2 separate regions of the Homo sapiens genome follow, and region 2 is linked to region 1. A link is an interaction called in ENCODE POLR2A ChIA-PET data of the cell type or tissue named here. Cell type or tissue: MCF 10A. All regions are shown on one strand. Region 1 overlaps LAMB1 (laminin subunit beta 1). Region 2 overlaps LAMB4 (laminin subunit beta 4).

Region 1 (8,000 bases):
CCGGGCATGGTGGCAGGTGCCTGTAGTCCCAGCTACTTGGGAGGCTGAGGCGGGAGAATGGCATGAACCTGGGATGCGGAGCTTGCAGTGAGCCAAGATCGCGCCACTGCACTCCAGCCTGGGCGACAGAGCGAGACTCCGTCTCAAAAAAAAAAAAAAAAAATCATAAATATAGAAATTGGCAACATTTAAAAATTCCATTTCATTTAAATGGTGGTGAATAAAGAAAATGGAATTTTAACATTTCCCTATTACTAAGGAATTAGGCAGAAAAATATTAAAGCATAAAAAACATCATTCATAATAACCAACCACAGTGTTCCGTCAGCACCATTCATTTTCTCAGGGTGGCATTCCTCCCCACCCCCAACTAGGACACTTTCTTTTTGGTAAGACCTACGTCCTATAATCCTGTTCTATCACAGTATAGTCATGTGTCACTTAATGACTGGGATATGTTCTGAGAAATGTGTTGTTCGCCAATTTTGTTGTTGTGTGACCATCATAGTGTACTTACACAAACCTAGATGGTATAGCTTACTACACACCCAGGCTGTAGAGTATAGCCTATTGCTCCTAAGCTACAAACCTGTACAGCATATTACTGTATTGAATACCATAGGCAATTGTAACACAATGACAAGAACTTGTGTATTCAACCATATCAAAATGTAGAAAAGCTACAGTAAAAATACAGTATCTTATGGGACCACCGTTGTATGTGTGGTCCATCCTTGACTGAAATGTTATTATGCAGTACATGATTATAATTAACAAAGGGTTAGCTACACCATAGTCATTCAATACAATGATAAAAATATCTACTAACTTCCGTTCTGGATTCGAAGTACAATAAATTTTAGTCCCTCATTTATTGAGTACCTGCCAGGTCCACCGTGCTGGGTGCCAAGTGAGATGCAAAAACAAAGATGACATAATCTCTGTCCAAAGAGACCTTTTTAACACAACTATAAGAGCAAAATAAATGCTAAAAGAGATGCAGAAGCAATGCATCAAGGGAGGGTTCGGGGCTTCACCACGGTGAGTTCAAAAAAGAGGTGGGGCCAGGCATGGTGGCTCATGCCTATAATCCCAGCACATTGGGAGCCTGAGGCAGACAGATCACTTGAGGGTCAGAAGTTCAAGACCAGCCTGACCAACATGGTGAAACCCCGTCTCTACTAAAAATACAAAAATTAGCTGAGTGTGGTAGCTGGTGCCTGTAGTCCCAACTACTCGGGAGGCTGAGGTGGGAGAATCGCTTGAACCCAGGAGGCGGAGGTTGCAGTGAGCCAAGATCAATGCCACTGCACTCCAGTCTAGGTGACAAAGCGAAACTCTGTCTCAAAAAAAAAAAAAAAAAGGGGGGGGTGGGCTTCAAGCCAGATATGAAAACTCTACATTTCATTGTTAAAATAATCTTGAAGGATGCTGTAAAAATGTTTATATTTTTCAATGTTATTAAACATTTACAAGTAGCATTTACCTAGCAACCAATGCCAATTCTTTTTCATTAAAACAGGTAATCTACTAGGCAAAACTTCATTAACTTGGCTTCAGTTAGATTATTTAAATTAATTAGGTCTTATTATTTTTTTTTTTTCTTTGAGACAGAGTCTTGCTCTGTTGCCTAGGCTGGAGTGCAATGGCGTGATCTTGGTTCACTGCAACCTCTGTTTTCTAGGTTCAAGCGATTCTCCCTGCCTCAGCCTCCCAAGTAGCTGAGATTACAGGTAGGTGCCACCACGCCTGGCTAATTTTTGTATTTTTAGTAGAGACAGGGTTTCACCATGTTGGCCTGGTTGGTCTTGAACTCCTGACCTCAGGTGATCTGGCGCGCCGGCCTCCCAAAGTGCTAGGATTACAGGCATGAGCCAACGCGCCTGGCCACTTCTTTAATTATTCCAAAGTTCAGGTTAGTTGTCAATATAATAGACATGGATTATTAAACTTTTGTTGTACTACCAAAAATCCATTTAGCTCACTATACAAAACATCTTAAAGCTTTTACCACTTCCAGTGATTTTTATGGTTAATTCTGTCCCTCAACAAAGTAACTAAGGAGTGTCTGGGATCACATTTAGAGATTGCCTCTCTAAGGAGTACATATCTAGTTTTTAACATCTTAGAAATCTTTTATTTTTAAATTCTACTCAATCAGCATTTATTCAGTACCTACAACGTATTTCTTTTACTACGTAAAAAGAAATATCAGGTAAAAGGTTTTGATGAGTGATTGCAACAAACCAATCATCCAGTAAACATTTCCCAAGCGGCATCTGTGCACATCTCCCAGTAGAATCAGTGCTTCAGTTGACCCTGCCTAAGGGGCTCCTGGGGAAATTCCTCTTGAGGGACAACAACTTTGAAAAGGCTCACCATAAAACACTCTAGAGTCACCAGACTACAAGGCATCTTTAAATGTTCTTTTTTTCCCCTCCACCAATGATTCTCAAAGATAGGGCATCCCATCAATCATGCTAGAAAGATCAGATGATTACCTGCTTTAAAAATCTTTACTAGACAATTTTGCTTCCCAAACTCTCTTGGTGAATACATTCTGGTTTTTATAAATTTTTGCACAAGAGATTAGAGGGCAGGCTAGGGCCTGTGCGTGGGTGGAGACAGACAGGAAGTGTGTATGGAATAGAGAAAAAGAGGAAGGGAGTGTAGGAACAAAACTTACTTAGGGTTAAGAATCATAGGACATTCCTGAGTTTATGACATAATTTGGGGAATTGCATATGCCACTTTTATCTCATCAAGAAGGACTTTAGGAGTGATGACAGCTTTGAACTGAGGAGTCATTTACTAAAGGATTCAACATGTGTTCTGGGAGTCACAAAGGAAAAGTCAGAAAAGTGATTCCACAAGCAGACAGCATTCTGTCTTTCTTCCCTGCTTTTATGGAATTATCCTAGCTTCCTCCTCTCTGGAGGTTTTCTAAGAACAGATATTCACACCGGATTTCAGAGGCTACATGCTGTACTGGGTCTATGGCACGACCTCGAACAGAACAAACCCAAATAAAGAGGACAAACACAACATGTTCTTGCTGCTGAATACCTCATTCCTTCCCAGCAGACTACTATGGTGTTGGGAAATAATTGGGAAAGAAAGTCCATTTTTGAGTACATGAAGCTTGCTCAATGAATTCAGAGTGTTCTCTCTGGGAAGACTCAAGGCCACAGGGAAACATCTGTCTATTCTCTCAGCAGTCACTTACACTATCTGTTCCAGATGTTCTGACTCTGAGCCAGGAACAGAGACCAACATTCTCTTTGACTCGAAGGTGGTTAAACTCCCACAGATTTAACATCTTGCCAAATGTGTGTTCTGATAGCTTCTGGTGGAGCTTTATGCTTCATTTATTCAAGGAATACTAGCATATTTAAGTAGCTCAACATTATCTCATGTGATTTTCATTAATGGACTTGGAAGTCACAAAAAAAAAAAAGAAAAAAAGAAAATGAAAAGATTCTCTACACAAATCAAAACAGGAGTCCATTTTCCATGTGCTTAGATTGTTGAAAAATAAAATGGTTGATGATACCAACTGTTGCTGGGGATGGGGGAAAAGGTACTTTTGTAACTGATAGGAAAATAAACTAGTTCAATATGTCTGGAACAACCTAACATTCTCTATTAAAATTAAAAATACATATGTACTTTGACTTAGCAGTTCCATCACTGGGAATCTAGTCCATAGAGGTACCTACACACATTTATCAAGACATACAAAAAATATTTTGCATGTCTTTTTGAGAAACAACTGAATGTCACCCATTCCTGTAAGTCATGACTTTCCTGGAAGACTGAGGACAAGAGCATACGTAGAGCTCCATTTACCTGTTGTTTAAGGCTCCCCCAAGGTCACAGTCACATGGTCGACATCCATCCAAATCATTGCTTAAGCCCCAGTGCTCTGGCTGCAGAACAAAACGTGAAACATGTAACGGTAGGTTTCTGTAATTATGCAACAGACTCAGCAACAAGCAAGTTAAAGCTTGTTTCGGCTGTTCCACCAAATGCTCATTTTCATCATTAAAGCAGAAAGCCAACAAAAGGAAGGAGTATTCTGAAATCAAGAAACCTGAGCTGTAGGCACTGGCGTAAGAGAGCCGTTCACAATCACAGGATCGTGCCAGGTCAAAGACTAGCTGCTCTGCCCTATAGATAACCTCCATCCAACAACTAAGAAGAGCAAGCAGTAAAGATACCAATTTTCCTCATTATAATTACTCTGGCTGTAAGAGAATTATGGCAAGGATTTGGCAGGCCTTTAAATCTGCCCTCAGTTCAGTCTGTCATCAATCCCATACAGAAAGCCCTCCAAGAATTTATGTGGAAATGTAGCATACAGCTACGACTATTCTCACCACTGAGCCACGAGGAAATCAGATCTTTAGAGCACCAGAGATGGAAATAAAGAGAAATGGAACAGTAGGGAAGAGGAGCTCTGTGCACTTCAAAAATGAGTATATAAAAACAGGTTCACCAATTTATTTTATTTATTTTTTTGAGATGAAGTCTTGCTCTGTTGCCCAGGCTGGAGTGCAGTGGTGTGATCCCAGCTCACTACAACCTCCGCCTCCTGGTTTCAAGCAATTTTCCTGCCTTAGCCTCCCGAGTAGCTGGGATTACAGGCATGTGCCACCACACCCAGCTAATTTTTCTATTATTTTTAGTAGAGATGGCGTTTCATCATGTTGGCCAGGCTAGTCTTGAACTCCTGACAAGTGATCCACCTGCCTCAGCCTCCCAAAGTGGTGGGATTACAGGTGTGAGCCATTGTGCCCAGCCTATTTTATTTATGATTTTAAAAAATTTTAGAGATGGGGTCTTGCTGGTCTCAAACTCATGATCTCAAGCATTCCTCCTGCCTTGGCCACCCAAAGCACTGAGATTACAAGTATGAGTCATCACACCTGACCAGGCTCATCAATTTAGACTTCCAGAAATCTCCTTTAAGAATATATTAAGATTATATATAAATATACATATTTAATGGTAATAATTTGGGGGTAGTGAATCCTCCCTAAATTAGAAAGTATAACAATGTTATTAAAAATACAGATTTTTAAAAACTTATCTCATAATTATCCTACTTGGAATTATTACAGTGAACTTTTTGGTGTATTTCCTTCCAGATTTTGTTTTCCTTGATGAATTTTATTTCCTACTTAATCAAGATACTATTCATATCCTGTGTGTGTTTTTTTTTTTAAATATAGCAAGCAGCATGAGCATTTCCTGATGTTATTGTCATTTTCAGTGGCAACCAAATATTACATTGTATAGAAGTCCCCACACTTAACTATTTTTCCACTGTTGTTTCCAAGTCTTCTGCTATGATTAATAAAAGATGCAATGAGTCTTCTGGAGAATAAATCTTTGTCCAATTTTCTGATTATTTCATTAGAATAGATTCCCAGAGGTGGGGTTACTGGGTCAAAGGGTATGCCCATTTCTACAAGCTACTGATATGTATCTCCAAAATGCTTTTCACAAAAGTACAAACCAATATGGATGCCCACCAGCAGCCAAGAAGTAGCAGTACCTCATGATATCCTAATAGTAAACATTCCCATTTTTAAAAACTTGTGTTAATTGTGTCTATAAAAGTGGTATTTTATTGTGGCTTTCCTTTACACTTCTAACAGGGATGGTGAACATCTTGTGAAATCATCCATTAGTAATTCCTATTGTGTGCATTGTCTACTCATGTCTTTTAACACGTACACGTGAGGGTGATCGCAGACTCTACAATGGCGAAAAGGCTTCTCTATTAAAACATGTCATCCTCACCAACCACCCATCCCACGTAATGAGGATTTACTTACCAGGCACTGGTCACAATGCTGTCCTGTCACCAGACGCTTGCAGTAGCAGTGACCTGTCTCGGAATCACAAGGATTCCCTCCAGGAATTGTTCCCAGAGGATTGCAAGCACAAGCTGTATTAAAACAAAATGAAGTGGAGAAACACAGACCACGTGAGTTTCAAATAATAATCTGGCTTTGGAATTACAAAGTAAAATGGGAATTTCAAACACAAGAAAACTCCCAAACTTTTTAGCAAACAGACCTACATTTACAACCAAATGGATCTTCACTGCTTAAATCATAGAAGCCTTCTTTGCAAACATCACAATGTTCTCCTTCCACATTTAATTTACACCGACACTGGCCAGCAATGAGACCAGTAGAAAAATCAGTATAGCTGTCACAAATTCCCTCATTTTGAGAGCCAGCTGGGTCACACGTACATCCTGAGAAGAATGCAAAGCACCAGGTTAAAATCAGGAGGAAACTCAATGTATCTTTGTATAAATACATATATTCCCTTCCTCCCTCTAAATCTCACAAAAGTCGACTAAAAGCAGCACAACTACCAAGTAAATTCCACTCCCAGCGTCTTCAACTGCAATTACAATAACAATGCTGGCTTTACTGCTCATACTATGAGCTCTGAGACTACTGACTATTCAGTTTGGAAGGCAATCTGAAGTAGGTCCCACACAGTGAGTGACATTTCTCAACATACGTTCACAGAAATTAGGATCTCGGATGTCCCTCTCTGGGTGCTGGTAGTAAAACGGCTTGCACTGCTCACAGTTGCGCCCCATGGTGTTGTGCTGACAGTCATCACACACGCCTCCGCTGACGTTCCCCGTGGCCAGGTAAACAGCCATGTCAAAGTGACAAGAGATGGAATGTTCATTGCAGTTACATTCTGCGTGACAAGAGCAACGTCAAGAAAAGCTTTTTAAATCTATGGACCAATGGAGGATGGGGGTGGCAGGAAGATCCTTTAGGAAACCAGGGACTAAGTTCAGACAAAATGGCAGTCAACAAGCAGGACTCCTGGGGAAAAAGGACGCATCCACCGATGACACTGTTTAAACCCTAAAGTAGATGAGAAATCTCAAAAATGTGAACTTTATAAAATAAACAGTTATCTGACCTCTGTGGAAGAGAATGGGCTATGAAAAATGGAAAACTCTAAGGGAAAGTCCCTTTGGAAGTGTATGACAGAGGATGGCTGCCATCCCACTGAGGGCGCTTTCTGGTCCACTCGAGGTGGGACTGGATGGAAGAACACTGTAGCGAGGGACCTTCCAGATGATGTGCTGCTAGGAAAGCCTGTCCACGGGCTCCCTGCTTCAAGGACCGTGAGGCCTGAAGGATGGATTCCCTTCTCCGTATTCCCATATTCCCACCACCACACCAGGCCAGGCCATAGTAAGGAAGGTAGGTCTGTTTAACAGCCAGCTAGCTGACCCCCTTGGGTGCAGCGCTTCCTTCTGCGAGCCCATTCGGCGGTCATCTTGGTGCCACCCAGCTTTAATCATCTCGCTCTCGGGCTTAACAATCCCATTCTTGTCTTTGCACAGGGAAGCTTGACTCAGCCTGGCCCTCCTGAGCCTCTGCACTCCAGCCTCCCACCTTGCCTGTCTCCCCCTGCAACACAACAGCCTGCAGAAGAGGGACTGTGTCTTATCTACTCACATCCTTGGTGCCCAACAGAGTACTGCTCTCAATACACTGGTTGAAGTGAACCTTGGAGTAATCCTTCCCAGCATGGACTCTGTGATGGTTTCAAGAACATCCTTGCGGCCTTGTGCTTCACATTGTTGTTCTTACCTGAACTCCCTCCCATCTTCCTTCCTCTCTTTTCCTTTTCTTTCCTCTCTCTCCTTCCTTCCTTTCCTCTCCTTCCTTCCTTCCTTTCCTCTTGCTCCTTCCTTCCTTTCCTCTTGCTCCTTCCTTCCTTTCCTCTCTCTCCTTCCTTCCTTTCCTCTCCCTCCTTCCTTCCTTTCCTCTCCCTCCTTCCTTCCTTTCCTCTTCCTCCTTCCTTCCTTTCCTCTCTCTCCTTCCTTCCTTTCCTCTCCCTCCTTCCTTCCTTTCCTCTCCCTCCTTCCTTCCTTTCCTCTCTCTCCTTCCTTCCTTTCCTCCCCTTCCCTTCCTCCCTCCCTCCCTTCCTTCTCCATGTTAAGT
Region 2 (8,000 bases), 91 kb after region 1:
AAATTTGGGAAGCATGTTTCTCCAACTCCATCTAAAGTGTTGATGAAAATATTGGATGGCACATTTGGATCTCTCTGTGGGAATGTACCAGGAACCACCTCTTGGCTAACATAGAGACATCTATCAGTAGTTGTTTAAACAGCTGGGAATCTAAATATCCACGTCTTCCCCGTACTCCAGTGAACATGTTTCTTGATTGCAGAGACCAGTGTTCCCCCATGGGATCCCCTATGCACCAAATAACCCAAAGGACCCTTGTTATGAGGGGCTTCCTGGTTAAACCAATACCATCTAACTTTCAGCTTCAAGGCTACCTTGGAACTGTGGTTTTTGTTGAATGCTGCTACAAACATGCTTCCCAAAAGGTCTAAGAAACTTGCCACATAGTGTTGTCTTGAGCACTAGGAGTCCCTCAAGAATTGGGAAGCCAGGTGGTCACGTGGAGATCTACCACTTTATTCCATGGTTGGTGGCTGCAGGTGTGGGGAGTGGAGGGGAGCTTATAAAACAGGCATGACCATCCAGTGTCCAGATCTTGGTTTCTAATACCATTCTCTAGTAAAGGAATCAGTGCTCCCTAGATAAATAGCTGATTCTAGGACTGGGGCAGAGAATACATAAGATGAGCCTGAAATATTTTGCAGTGCCAGAAAGTAAGGAATGCTTTTAAAAACTCTACAGTATTGGCCTATGTCAAAGGGACACAGGAGCCACTGAGAGATCTTCTAGTGACCAAAGCTGGAACAATTTGAACCACAAAATAAAGTAGTGTTGGACTATCCCCAAAAGTATAAATATCCATGAGTCCATGCTGATATAAATAAATGGTCGAATGAATGAATAAACGTAAGACAACAGACAAATCTCCAGTGCAGAAGAATTCCAATGATTTGTGGAGATACTCTGTCCTCGAGGAGGAAGAGCATAGCTCCCTACTCCTTAAGTAGGTTGCACATAGTGACTTCCTTCCGTAGAGCACAGTAGAAGAAGGAGGAAAAAGAGTAACTTGATGATATAACAGTCTGACAAACACTGCTTCAGCCAGGTGACCAAGACTGACATTAACAGGGATAAGTCGTGTTAATAATATGTACCCCTGATAGGATGTGATGAGAGTGGCACTTGACTTCTCTGGTGTTTTCGGAACCTATAAACCCAGTCTAATCATGAGAAGAATATCAGATCAATTTGAATTGATGGACATTCTACAAAATAAGGAAGGCCTGAGAAACTGTCGCAGCCAAGAGGAGCCTCAGGAAATAAGATGACTAAATATAATGTGTTCTGAATGGACTCCTGGAACAGAAAAAGGACATTAGGTAAAAATTAAGGAAATCTGACTAAATTTGTTAGCAATAATGTATCAATATTCATGCATAGTGACAAATGTTATTAAATTAATATAAGGTGTTAATAATAGAAGAAACTGGATATGGGGTTTATTTTCTCTGTTCTCTCTTTACAACTTCACAAATATATTCTAAAATAAAAAGCTTATTTTTAAAAAGGTATGTTGTGGGGGCTGGGCGTCGTGGCTCACACCTGTAATCTTAGCAATCTGAGAGGCTGAGGTGGGCGGATCACTTGAGATCAGGAGTTTGAAACCAGCCTGGCCAACATGGTGAAACCCTGTCTCTACTAAGAATACAAAAATTAGCTGGGCGTGGTGGTGGGCGCCTGTAATCCCATCTACTCAGGAGGCTGACGCAGGAGAATCGCTTGAACCCAGGAGGCAGAGGTTGCAGTGAGCCAAGATCATACCACTGCCCTCAGGCCTGGGCAACAGAGCAAGACTCTTGTCTCAAAAAAAAAAAAAAAAAAAAGATATGGTGTTTGTGTGTGTTGGTGGATGAGGATTGGAGAGAAAGAAAAAGAAGAGAAGGAAAAACCCATTCTCCATATAAGAACTACCTTCAAAAGACTTGACCTTTGAATAATAGGTTGAATAGTGGAGCTGAAATTGGAGGTGAGCCATGCTTACTAATTGGAAAGACTCCAGTTTCTTAAATTCGCATTTTCATTCCAATTAAATCCTGATCCCTATATTGTGAATTTGGCTTTTTCTAACATTTCTTGTCATTGTTTTTACCCTTTCTCCCCCAAACTCTATTAATGTGAAAATTGTTTCAAAGAATAGATTAAGCCAAAAGACAAAAACAAAACAACCACCAAAAAAACTAAGCATGTTATTAACAAATAGTTTTTTTCCCACAAGTAATGTTATCCTCATTAAAAATTCTGTGCCCACTGGTTTATTGACTGAAAAATCACACGTGCATCTATCTATGTAGTATTAGTTGTATATGAAACATTGAAGATTTGCTCCTGGTACACATGCCTACATTCTTAAGATATGATTGATGCCAGTCTGGAAGTCAAGAAGACTTCTTATTTTACCCATATGTAAAGCAATTGGTGAGCAATAGGAAACAACAGCTCAGTTTTTTTAATGGACTTGTGGGTTTTGAAGGTATCTGTTTATTTTCATTCTGATTCATAATCTCTTCTGATTAACTATTTCTTAGGTCTTCCCTATGGTTACATGTATGAAATAGTGAAAGGTGAGGCTGATGTCTGTGTTTCACTGTGTATGAATTCTGACTTCCTCAGTCACAGAGAGAAAACTGAAGTAGGCGAAGCTGAACTTTGAGATGCTCATTCTCTTTTTTTGGTTTTCATTCCTTGATAGAGGCTGACTCCATCCCCTGTAAGGCCAATCCTGTTTCAATGCACTAATTAACAACAGTACATAAAAGAAACTTTCTTTACACATTTAGAAACCATGTCTCACTATCATGCTCACTTTGAGTGCACTAGTAAGCTTTAAAGTATCTTGCCTGGTCACAGTGGCTACTTTGAGAGGTCCTAGGGTCACAGTCACATGACTGACATCCTCTGCCAGGGACCAGATTCCAGTATCCATCAGCACAACGGTCACAGGCCAGGCCTGTGACATTCGGCAGACAAGGACATGCACCAGTGACAGGGTCACAGAGGCAAGCTCCCCCACCAGGGGGACACTCCATGGGACTCACGCCGGAAGCATGGCAGGAGCATCCTGTGATGACAAAACCATCATCAGAGGTAAATTCAATGATAAATGTGGCATTTAGCAAACCATACAAACAGCGTTTTAGACCTGGATGTATCATTTCTCCAAGGGGCTCAAAGAATGAACGCCTTATAATAGTAAAGAATTTACCAAAGAATCTATGTAGGTTGAACCCATTTAATGGTTTCTGATCTCCCCAAATGCAAGTTCATGTGGTCGAACTTGCTCCAAGAGCTCACAGTTAGGATGATTAAAAGTCTTATTTTTCCCTCATGTCACTCACCAAAGTTCCATTTATTTAAATGACTTGAAAACAATGGTTTACGTACACATTACAGTCACATGATGAGTTTGTTACAATGCAGATTCCTGGGCGTCACTCCCAGAGATTCTGACTCAGTAGGTCTGAAGTACAGCCTAGGAATTTGCATGTTAATACACCTCACCTCCCCACTGCTCTGGCACAGGTGAACTGCGGACTAAACTCTGAGAAACAACGCTTTGAATCCACTAGGACAGGTATTTCAGGCAACAGACACAAAAGGCAAACTAATAACACCAGTGAGAACATTGTGGCTGCATCTGAGAATACCAGTGGTTGCAATGCACTAATTTCTGTTGATGAGTTCCGTACAACAGCCCTGTCACCTAGTGGGTGCTGCTTTTGCCTGCTGGGACTGGCCTAACTGAAATGATCATGGGAGAGCTGACAACACACTTATGAGCTGTCACTCAGCTGACACATTTCCCCCTGGGAGTTTTGCAGACTTACTTCTGCAGGTCTGATTGAGGGCTGATCCATAGTGACCTGGTTTGCAGAGCTGGCAGTTTGCGCCCTGAGTGTTGTGCAAACATCGAAGGCACTCCCCTGTTACCCGGCTGCAGGACTCTGGATCGGTTACATCTATGTTGTTGTTGCAGGCACATGGTTGGCAAGGTGCTCCTGAAATTCTTGGATTTCCATAGAAACCAGTAGAGCATTCTCCACACTGAGTACCTGAAAGAAAGTGGGAGGAAAAGGAATGGGGTGAGGTATCAGTGTTGGGAGAGAGGAGGAGATGGATGTTGTAAATAGAAAATTATTGGGCTCCTCTAGGAATAATGAGAAATCACACATTCGGGGTGAATAACGAAAAGTGTTCTAAGTGAAACAAAACCTTCATTTTCATTATTATTCATTTAAAGAATAAAATGATTATTCGGCTCTCTAAAGTGTTTGGTGGAGAATGGATTCCAGGCTTTCTTCAAATACCATGGAGCTGTGGGCACAGGATTTCTAGATCCTTATATAATCAGCATCACACTAGCGTGCCCCAGGACCCAAGACTAATCTCAGCCCCTGGTCTCCTGGGGCAACCCACTCTCAGTTGATCCTAGAGGTGAACTAAGGTGAAAATAAAGCAGGCCTGAAGAGAAAGTCCCAAACAGCAATAGCTGTCACTTCTAGAAGTGAAGATGAGCAAGAGCAGTTTTCATGACATATGAGCCCTTGAGGGTGTTTCTGTTAAGCAGTCTGAAGGAACCACCTTTCTCTCTAACACTCTTTACCCTTGCAACCATGAGATGACTGCGGCTTTTTAGGTGCCCAAACTGTGGCTCCACTCTCCACATTTTGGTTCATCCCACTTGGAAATGTTCACTTAGCCCAAACATGGTCTCAGTTCTTAAAAACTGACCAAACATACCAAACCATGCATTGGGAAAGAGGCTGCAAGGGAAGAGGTGAGAATTAACTGTTAACCTTAGATGTAACAAATGAGGGGAAAATCAGGCATGTAATTTATCGTGATGGTAATTATCATTAGTATTGCCATAAGTTCTACATATCATTAAATCAAATAGACTTCATAAGTTATCTTCTTATTTTCAGTAAACATTCACACTCATGTTTCATGTGTAAATACCTTTTTTTTTTTTTTTTTAATTTAGAGACAGGGTCTTGCTCTGTTGCATAGGCCCCAGGCTGGAGTGTAGTGGCATAATCAGAGCTCACTGTAGCCATGAACTCCTGGGCTCAAGCGATCCTCTTGCCTCAGCCTCCCCAGTACCTAGGGCTACAGGTGCAATCCATCATGCCTAGCTAATTTTTAAAATTTCTCTGTGGAGACAGGGTCTTGCTTTGCGGCCCAGGCTGGTCTTGGATTCCTGGCCTCAAGTAATCCTCCCTCACCCACTTCCCGGCCTTCCAAAGTACTGGGATTACAGGTGTGAGCCACTGTGCCTAGCCCTCTTAAAGTCTTTAAAATAAAATTTTCAATTGAGCAAGAGATACATGTTTTGAATTAAGACTTATGTGATGGCTGTAGAATGCCCAAATATTGCTTCAAGCTACCTGAAAAAAATTAGTAATGTCTGTGAAATATCAAATTGAATATTTGAAATTATGTAAAGAAAGCATTTGACTAATTCCATTTATTTTTTAGTTGCTTGTTATATATAATATATATGCTACTTTATCACATTTATATCTTACTTAACGTGATAATTTTATTTTAAATAAATTAACTTGATTTGGTCTCATTTGGTCAATTAGTTTTCTAGAACATTATTTGCAAACAATCATAGCTCAGTGGCTGATGAGTTTTAATTGTCATTGGTTTGTGAATCATTCAAATTCTTTGTTCAATAAAGCAGCTATTTATCACATTGTGTCTTCTTACCATTTCTGCACCACACATTTGTCCAAGACAGATAAGTCATGAATATATGATCATTTTACAGATTACAGTGTGGGATAAAGAGAAAAAATTGCATCAAGCACTATACTGCATACCCGTATAACCTTGAAGACAATTGCAGATTACATCTGAGCTCCACAGATTCTGATAACAGGAATGGGCAAAATACTGATTGCTTGAGGGATCATCTGGACACAGGCAAGGACGACAGGGCTGTCCTGAAGAAGGATTTCCATAGTAACCATCAATACACCTGTCAAGACAATTTCCTTTCACCAAAATGTTTCCAGGAAAAGATCACATGTTAGCCAATGACGGTTTGCTATGCTTTAAAACAGTGCACCTCTGAAAACTGAATATTTTAGAAGATGTTCATTTGCTCTGCAAAACGACTTTTGGTTTTTATATCAAAAGTCTCAACGTATGGTCAATTAAACTCTATGTAATAGCACTCGATTTACATGTCACATTTGAGGAACATAGAAAGTAACATGCCAGGCAAATGTGTGTTATTGATTTAATCCTGCATTTTCTGGCTCGTAAGATGATTTTGAAGGGTGAGAAAGCAATGCTCTCCCCGACCTATAACAGTCCTCCCTCCCACACTTAAATATTGTTGAGTCTCTACTCAATGGATCTCTATTAGGAGATTGGAACAAAGTGTTAAAGACCTAAAAATTAAAGTGCATATGAATTCCATACCTTTCACAGTTTCTGCCAGTTGTAAAGCCTCCACAATTGAAGCATGACCCTGTCTCAGGATCACAAAGTTCAGCAAACCTATTACAAGGGCAAGGGTGGCAGCTGGGAAATCCAAAGTAGCCTGCCAGGCAGCGATCACAGCGGCGGCCAGACACCTCTCCATGGCAGGGGCACTGTCCTGTTACTTGGTCACATACAGTGTCCTTTGATCCTTGAGGATGGCAGTGACATGCTGGATGAAGCAAAGAGAAGTATGCTGGAGCGGGGATGAGTGGTGTGTGGTGGTGAAAGAGTTACAGTTCTGGTGTCTCATTTCCTTTCCCAATCCCAGTGAACTAAGCAAGCCTGTAACGTGCTTAGGACACAGCATATAATGAGTTCCAGGTAAACGTTAAATAACAATTCACTGAGTCACTGGATAAACAGTATGTTGCGAACAATTGGGTTTAATTAACGTTTGTTGTTAAAAACAAGTAACATGTTTTTAACGACTTAAACTTCCATATATCTTAGGTATATTAATATAACCTCTAGTATTAATATTTTAGTATTAATATAGTATATATAAATACTATACTAAAATAATGGTATAGTATTAATATAATCTCTAGATTATAAACCATATAAGAGCCCATCTTAACATGGTCAGAGTTTTCTTTTTCCTAGACAAGATGGAAGAGGCCCAATCCTTTTCTGATAAATTGTTGAATCCCTTGAGCCAATCTTCCCTGTGCCAAAATGTGATGCCAGTTTATGTGATAGGGTGGCGCATGGAAGAAATGTTTGTTCCTTTGTCTAGATCCCTCTGTGTATCTCAGGCATTTTGTAACTTTTCTTAAAAAAAAGAAAAGAAAAGAAAGCAATGATGGATCCAATGATGGGCTGGGTAGGTGGCCATGCCCAAGCAATGCCCAGGAAGGGGAACCATTTCTCTGGATTATGATTGAAAAGATATGTTTCCCTACTTGGAAAGGAAATTAACCTACCTGTAGGTTTTCATGGTTCCTAAGGTAGGAATCTGAGGGAACAGTATTTTCACTAATGATTTACACTGTGAAGAGAGAACTATATACCTGAACATATTAGCCATGAGAGCTGTATTATCAGCTGTGGATGAAGCCCCATCTAAACCTTTATCAATGGGTGACTTATAAAATGAGTTACAAGGCTGTTTGCAAACCTCGCATCAGAAAGGGTGATATCCTCATTGGGAGAAGTCTTGTCTGTGGTGACAGCATTGTCCCTTTCTTGACTCCCCAATCTTATCATTGTTTTAGCCTTTCCAGCCACTGGGTTTGTGAGCTAGATCCTCAAGCTGGCTTTGCCAGCTCCCTTCATGGTGTTCCACGTTTTAACTGAACTACCAACCATTTGACACAGACTGCAAACTTCCAGAGGCATGGACTATGCCTTGTTCATTACTCTCGGTTCCTAATGCAGCTCTGCCTACAGTCAGGGCCCATTGATGAATGGATGAATGAAGTGTAGCAAAAAAATGTTCAGTATATTTTATGTACATAGATAGTCTGAATAATGTAGTCAGGTTTCCAATCTCCTTCCCATTAAAA

The links. ChIA-PET counts read pairs that join two places held together with the same protein. Peaks named below come from ENCODE experiments on the same cell type or tissue, not always from the same donor. Only the 100,000 strongest peaks of a DNase experiment are listed, where the experiment ranks them.
Region 2: POLR2A ChIA-PET joins it to region 1 with 19 read pairs; 2 of 35 experiments call an interaction of 5 or more read pairs at or near these places.

The regions. Positions count from the first base shown.
Region 1 is chr7:107,969,143-107,977,142 of GRCh38, forward strand. It overlaps LAMB1 (laminin subunit beta 1), which reads right to left. Exons shown (of 34, transcript NM_002291.3): 10 at 6,547-6,735; 11 at 6,092-6,271; 12 at 5,844-5,956; 13 at 3,850-3,929. Among named protein-coding and RNA genes, the nearest start is that of LAMB1, 30 kb to the right of the region's middle. RefSeq lists an enhancer at 7,236-7,736. In MCF 10A, no CTCF peak of the experiment used is centred here; DNase peaks (open chromatin) are centred at 2,709, 3,189 and 4,009.
Region 2 is chr7:108,059,937-108,067,936 of GRCh38, forward strand. LAMB4 (laminin subunit beta 4) reads right to left here. Exons shown (of 34, transcript NM_007356.3): 20 at 6,433-6,664; 21 at 5,826-5,983; 22 at 3,825-4,049; 23 at 2,838-3,058. Among named protein-coding and RNA genes, the nearest start is that of LAMB1, 61 kb to the left of the region's middle. RefSeq lists a silencer at 7,964-8,000. In MCF 10A, no CTCF peak of the experiment used is centred here; DNase peaks (open chromatin) are centred at 3,815 and 6,775.